Linked DNA regions of Homo sapiens: region 1 is linked to region 2. A link is a contact called in ENCODE Hi-C or POLR2A ChIA-PET data. All regions are on one chromosome and are shown on one strand. Each heading gives the region's core, a stretch centred on a gene start or an enhancer-like site at or near the end of the contact. The rest is flanking DNA. Distances are from core to core; before and after follow the strand shown. Region 1 overlaps EARS2 (glutamyl-tRNA synthetase 2, mitochondrial). Region 2 holds the start of SCNN1G (sodium channel epithelial 1 subunit gamma).

Evidence for each region. A loop is a pair of places that touch in the nucleus more often than their neighbours do. ChIA-PET counts read pairs that join two places held with the same protein, here RNA polymerase II (POLR2A). Pooled maps may share reads with other maps.
Region 1: a loop to region 2 is called in a pooled map, with 3 times the contacts of the local background. The contact joins the enhancer-like site here to the promoter of SCNN1G in region 2. A Hi-C loop is called at or near these places in 5 of 50 pooled maps. POLR2A ChIA-PET finds 5 or more read pairs at or near these places in 2 of 52 experiments (activated CD4-positive, alpha-beta T cell and activated naive CD4-positive, alpha-beta T cell).

The regions. Positions count from the first base shown.
Region 1 is chr16:23,518,551-23,521,970 of GRCh38, forward strand. It overlaps EARS2 (glutamyl-tRNA synthetase 2, mitochondrial), which reads right to left. Exons shown (of 9, transcript NM_001083614.2): 9 at 2,204-3,420. It also overlaps a transcript of GGA2 not described here. Among named protein-coding and RNA genes, the nearest start is that of GGA2, 9.8 kb to the left of the region's middle. Within about 2 kb of position 2,126, at least 3 of the 41 ENCODE cell types and tissues checked have a DNase peak (open chromatin) inside an H3K27ac peak, as active enhancers do.
Region 2 is chr16:23,181,489-23,184,975 of GRCh38, forward strand. It overlaps SCNN1G (sodium channel epithelial 1 subunit gamma), which reads left to right and starts at 1,257. Exons shown (of 13, transcript NM_001039.4): 1 at 1,257-1,325. RefSeq lists a silencer at 979-1,228.

The sequences.
Region 1 (3,420 bases), core at 876-3,375, 340 kb after region 2:
GTCATCTGTCCCCAGCCTTCACTTCCAAGCTTTGTCAAAGGTAGTTTCTCCCAGACAGCTGGATTCAATGCAAATTACAAGCAACAGACTGGACTGCTAATTATACTGGCAAATCTTGCAAAAGAGGAAAGACTTCCCCGCTTAAATGGAAGTGATACTGGTAACTGTTAAGAGTCTGGCAGTTAGACCAGCTGATGAGTGCCATTTCTGAAGAAACTGATCTTACTAACATAGTCCTCAAACACTTTTTCATCATGAGATCTTGACCCTTACTATGTATCTGGCAACGTGCCAGGTGCTATGGTTATACAAAAAGACAGACTTCCTGCCATAATCTCATATTCTTTTGAGTAAGAGAGTAAATATGTACAAATATATAATTTCATATAGTAAAAAGTACTATGAAGGCAAAAATAAAGTAGGATAAAGGCAGTATGAATGGGATTCCAAATTTGGCTATAAAAATGTAATTTTCTAGAACGGATACTGTCTTTTTTTTTTTTTTTTTTTTGAGACAGTCTTGCTCTGTCACCCTGGCTGGAGTACAGTGGCACTATCCTGGCTCACTGCAGCCTCCACCTCCCTGGGCTCAGGTGATCCTCCCACCTCAGCCACGCCAGTAGCTGGGATTACAGGTGTGCATCACTACACACCACTAATCTTTGCATTTTTTGTAGAAACAGGGTTTCACCATGTTTTCTAGGTTGGTCTCGAACTCCTAGGCTCAAGTGATCCACTGGCCTTGGCCTCCCAATGTGCTGGGATTACATGCATGAGCCGCCGTGCCCAGCCCTGGAAAAGATACTCTCTAAACAACACCGAAAAAGAACACGCTCAGGGGAAGGAACTGGTTTCCCACACACTAAAGTGAGCCACCTGCAGCCATGATCATAGAATATGACTCCCATTGACCACAGCTGATTGGACCAGGGGTAGACACCTGACCCAGGCTAGGCCAATCAGATTCTCCCCTGCGAGTTTGTATGTGGAATATTGGTTATTTAATTGGTGATGTAGGAGAAGAGAGATGATTTACCTTCAGGGCTAGGGCAGCTGTTGGCCAACTGCAGAGATAAAGAGAAAGGCAGCCTGCAGAGGGAAAACAAGGGGAGCAGACACACAGAGGGGTGAATGTTAGAAACTGTGCCATCTCAGAGGGCCGAGTGGCTGCCTTTGGTCCCAACAGGTTTCTAGGTACAGATTCCATTCTTTTGTGAGGTCCAGTTGGAAGTCCTGCCCTTTAGATCTGTGAGAGTCCTAATTCTTCCAATAAATTCCTTTCATGGTTTCAGTTAGTCTGAGTGTGTTTCTATGCATTGCCACCAAGATCACTGTTTCTAAGGATGAAAATAATGGTGATAGTTACCTAACATTTATTAAATGCCATGTAATGTTCTAAGAACTTCATATATGTTGCCAGGCGTGGTGGCTCATGCCTGTAATCCCAGCCCTTTGGGAGGCCGAGGCAGGCGGATCACCTGAGGTCGGCAGTTTGAGACCAGCCTGATCCACATGGAGAAACCCCGTCTCTACTAAAAATACAAAATTAGCTGGCTATGGCGGCACATGGCACATGCCTGTAATCCCAGCTACTTGGGAGGCTGAGGCAGGAAAACCACTTGAACCCGGGAAGTGGAGGTTTCAGTGAGCCAAGATCACGCCATTGCATGCCAGCCTGGGCAACAAGAGTGAAACTACGTCTCAAAAAAAAAAAAAAAAAAGAACTTCGTATATGTTATCTATTCCAATCCTTACAACTCTTTGAGATGGGTACAATTCTTATTCCTATTTTACAAACAAGAAAATTGAGGTACAGAAAGTCACATGTGAATAAGGGGCAGAATGTTTCTGAATCTAGACAGCCTCTGTGCCCTTCACTGCTGCACTATACCCTCAAAACACTGGGGATGGGCTTGAGGTTATTTAAAATGTATGAAATTCCTTCAAACACTTTTACTTAGCCAGGTGTGGTGGCATGCACCTGTGATTCCAGCTACTCAAGAGGCTGAGATAGGAGGATCTCTTGAGCCCAGGAGTTAGAGCTACAGTGAAATATAATTGTGCCACTGCACTCCAGTCTGGGCAGGCAACAGAGCAACATCCTCTTAAAAAAAAAAAAAAAAGTCTTACTGATCCTGAGCAAAACCCTCAAACAGAAGACAGACGTCTGGAGCTGCTTTCAAGATAGCACAGCACACTTCACTTGAGGAAGTAGCAACAGCTTTATTAATTTCGCTTTTTTATTAATTTCTTGTTGAGACAGAGTGTCGCTCTGTTCCCCAGGCTGGAGTACAATGGTGTGATCTTGGCTCACTGCAACCTCCCGTTCTGTGGGGGTTCAAGTAATTCCTGTGCCTCAGCCACCCAAGTAGCTGGGATTATAGGTATGTACCACCACACCTGGCTAATTTTTGTACTTTTAGTAGAGATGGGGTTTCACCATGTTGGCCAGGCTGGTCTTGAACTCCCGGCCTCAAGTGATCTGCCTGCCTTGGCCTCCCAAAATGTTGGGATTCTAGGTGTGAGCCACCAGGCCCAGCTCTAATTTAGTATTTTTTAAAAACTGTGGTAAAATACAGAAAAATATAAAATTTACCATCTCAGTCATTTTTAAATATACAGTTCAGCGGCATTACGTATCTTTATAATGTTGTGCAATTATCACCACCATTGACCCCTGTAACTACATCTTGCAAAACTGAAACTCTATACCCTAAACAGTAACTTCCCATTTCTGCCTCCCCAAGTCTGACAACCACCATCTTATTTTCTGCCTGTATAATTTTGATTATTTTAAGTAATTCAAATAAGTAGAATCTTACAGTATCTATCCTTTTAACTTTATTTTATTCATTTTTTTTTTTTTAGACACAGGATCTTGCTCTGTTGCCCAGGTTAGAGTGCAGTAGTGCATTCATAGCTCACTGCAGCCTTAACGCCTCAGCTCAAGTGATCCTCCTACCTTAGTCTCCCAAGTAGCTGGGACTACAGGCATATGTCACCTCACCTGGCTAATTTTTAAATTTTTTGTAGAGACAGGATCTCACTATGTTGCCCAGGCTGGTCTCCAAACTCCTGGCCTTTGACAAGCCTACCACCTTTGCCTCACAAAGCATTAGGACGTATTTGTCCTTTTGTGACTGACATTTCATTTAGCATGAAGTCCTAGAGGTTCATCCATGTTGTAGATATACCAGAATCGACTTAGTATTTTGACCACTCACTTTGTTAAAAACACTCACTTGACCATGAGCCAAGAAGCTCCTTTTAACCATTCTTAATGTCTTAGAAACAGATGCTCTGACAACACTCAGTAGATCAGAGTTAAGCTTGGACTCTGGATCGGCACAGATCTGAGTTTAAATCTTGGTTTTGCCTCGTACTATAACCTCGGAAGTTTTAGTTAACTTTTCAGAACCT
Region 2 (3,487 bases), core at 7-2,506:
GGCTCGCTTGAGCCCAGTAGTTGGCAGCTACAGTGAGCTATGATTGCAGCACTGCACTCCAGCCAAGGTGACAGAGGCAGACCCTGTTAAAAAAAGAAAGAGAGAAATAGAGGAAAGAAAGAAAGAAAAAGAAAGAAAGAAAGAAAGAAAGGAAGAAAGAAAAAGGAGGGAGGGAGGGAGGAAGGAAGGAAGGGAGAGAGAGAAAGAAGAAAGAGGGAGGAAGGAAGGAAGGAAGGCAAGCAAGCAAGAAAGAGAAAGGAAGGAAGGAAGGAAGGAAGGAAGGAAGGAAGGAAGGAAGGAAGGAAGGAAGGTGGGCGGGCGGGAAGGCAGGCAGGCAGGCAAGGAAGGAAGGAGGAAAGAAAGGAAAGAAAGAGAGAAAGAGAAAGAAGGACAGGCCAGGCGCGGTGGCTCACACCTGTAATCCCAGCACTTTGGGAGGCCAAGACGCGTGGATCACCTGAGGTCAGTAGTTTGAGACCAGCCTGGCCAACATGGTGAAACCGCGTCTCTACTAAAAACACAAAAATTAATCCGGGCATGGTGGCGCGCGCCTGTAACCCCAGCTACTTGGGAGGCTGAGGCAGGAGAATTGCTTGAACCCGGGAGGCGGAGGTTGTAGTGAGCTGAGATAGCGTCATTGCACTCCAGACTGGGCGACAGAGCGAGACTCCGTCAAAAAAAAAAAAAAAGAAGGAAAGAGGAAAAGAAAGAAGAAGGAAGGAGGAAATAACGAAAGAAAGAGAAAGAAGCAGCTGAAAAGGTCAAAGGATGAGTGGCCTGGCTGAACAGCCCCTGCTGCCTACAGCCGGACGCTGGTGGGCACTGAAGCTGCAGGTCTGGAGGGAGTCCGAGGAGCGAGGCTGCGTGGGATTACTGCTGGTGCTAGGGCAGGCACCTGCCATCTGGACGGGAGTGGAAGGAAGTCGCGGGGCAGTAATAGGGGGCAGCAGGCGCTTTGAGGCGCCTTGGGGTAAGTGCCGCAGAGACCCAGCGGGAATGCAGGATGGCAGGGCGGCCTCGGGGCGGCAGCAGGCACTGCGCGGTGGCCCAGGAAGACGCAGCGCGGCCGGGCTGGGGCGCAGGGCGGCTTCGGGGCGCCAGGGGGCGTTGTGAAGTCGTGGCCCGCTCCGGGCGGTCTCAGGTGCCTGGCGGCCTGGGGAAAGCACCTGGGCAGGTGGGGGCGGGGCCTGGGGAGGCGGGTCCCTAGGGGGCGGGGCCTGGCCGGCCCACAAGAGCCCGCGGTGGCGCTGCCAGGGGATGCTAGCCCGAGAGCGAGCAGAGGAGCAGCGCACCCGCACGAGCCTTGGACCCTTTGGAACCGAAAGGTGAGTTCAGCCGGGTTGGGTCGGACCAGCTCGGGGGTTCTGGGCACTGGAGCGGATGCCGGGCGCCAGGGCGTCGGACGCCGTCAGCGCGGTGGGTGGCCGAGCCAGCATCAGCCGGTGGCGGCTTCCCGGTGCCCGGGATGCTGGGACACCTTGCCCGGGCGGTAGCGGCCAGCTCTCCCGGGTCTACCCACGCCGTGGCCCGGAGCACGAAGCCAGTCGAGAGCCACTCAGAGTCCGGGGGTCTGGGGGTCCCGGGCCACACCTGGCCTCTTTTCTCCGCCCAGCGCCTGTTCAGCCCCCTTCCCTGCCGGGGTGAGTCGCGTGGACCTGTCCGCTACTGTTCCTTCTACCCTCTGGAATGCTTTCTCCGGGGTGACTTGGTGCAGAAAGAAGCAAACACTTGAAGTGGGCTGGTTGGATTCGCTCCAGCGCCTTCAGCCGGCGCTCCCCCGGGGCAGACGTGGCTTCCGCCACAGGACAGCGCCCGCTCGCTCCGCGCAGGGAGGGCAGGGCTGCGGGGTCGCTCGGCAGGAGCTCGGGTCAGGGCCCTGAGGTTGAGTTCAAGTGATTTCTGCACAGGACTCGCCCTTCGGGACGGGCACTGATCGGGAACTCTCCGGTCCAGCGAACCCAACGCTAGACTTGGGGCAAATCTCTCATCCCTCTCCAAGCTTTGGGGTCCTGCACTGTGGGATGGGGGACAGGCAAAGTCGGTGGTAGGTGAGGAGGGGGTGCACGGAGCCGCTGCGATGAGCCAGGGCCCTGGAATTCTAAAGAATCCTTCAAATCCTTTCTACCTGTGTGGTCTTGGGCAAATTACCTAACCTCTGTGCCTCAGTTTCCTTCTCTGTGAAATGGGCCAAGTAATAGCACCTCATATAACTGTAGTGAGGATTAAATCAGGTAGTGTGTGAAAAGGACTGAGTGGGATGCCTGGGAGTACAGAAAGGGATCAATAAGTGATAGCTGCCATTATTGCTGCTTTCCCTGCTGCTGTTATTATTATTAATGATTGAAGAGCAGCCTAGTTAGTCGTTAAAGGGACTCCTAGGTGCAAATCCCAGCTCAGCCACTTTCTAGTGTGACCTTGGGCAAGCTACTTAACCTGTCAGCGTCTGTTTCATTTGTACAATGGAGGTGGTTGTGATACCTACCTCAGACGATTATCGTGAAAATTAAATGAGGTGACAGCTGCAAAGTACTTAGAAGAGTAAGTGCTGGGTATCAGCTAGTAATTCTTCCACCAAGGGTATCACATTGGCTCAGGCTGCATAATCTAATGGTAGCTACAGTCTTGTTTTGCTTTGAAGTTGAAATATTATTTATATGAATATTTTATCTGTTTTGCAAAGAGCAAGATCAGTTCCCTTCCTTCACTTGGGGGCTCCTCTGACATTGTCGACTGATCCATTGGGGTCAAGGTCGGTTCTGGGGAAGGGGCTGATGGGGCAGAGGTACCCCTGAGAGCTGGGGATAGGAGCTTCCAGAATCACAGCTTCTGTTGAACATTCACAGAGGAGGGCTGCAGTTTTATTTGACAAGCAATTGAACCTGGACCTAGATTTTAAAAACAAACTCTCGCTAATTTTTTTCTTTCTTTCCTTCTTCTTTATTTCATTTTTTATTTTTTTGGATTGTAGTGAGGGAGGAGGTAAGGATAGGCAATATTTTAAGTGATAAAAAAATAAATTATATTCCTCTTGCCCAGAGGCTACTAGCATCATTTTGATGGTGTTCTTCATCCCAGCAAAATCATATCAATCTATGGAGGGTTTAGAGCAGTTTGTCTGCTCTGGACATCTCACCTCCATGCCCAGCACTCCATTTCCTTTCCATCTGAGGCCTTAAACCCACTAGCATCATAAGCTTGGAAGCCTCCTAGCTTTGCCCCAGCTTCCAATTTTAGCCCATATTTCATGGGTTCAGGGTGGGAAAAAAAGACATAACTCTGCAGGTTCCGAATACTGCCTAAAAATCTTGATGGGGCACATCGAAGTCACAGACATGGGTCCTCTCTGGTCCTGGGGACCACCCTGTATGCCCTAGGATATGTCCTAATTTGCCTTTGTCACTGTAGAAGGCATAGGACGACACAGTTTTCATATATCCCCCACCCCCAATACTAGTGCTCACAAGTCTTGGGAAGTGGTCATGTGCAC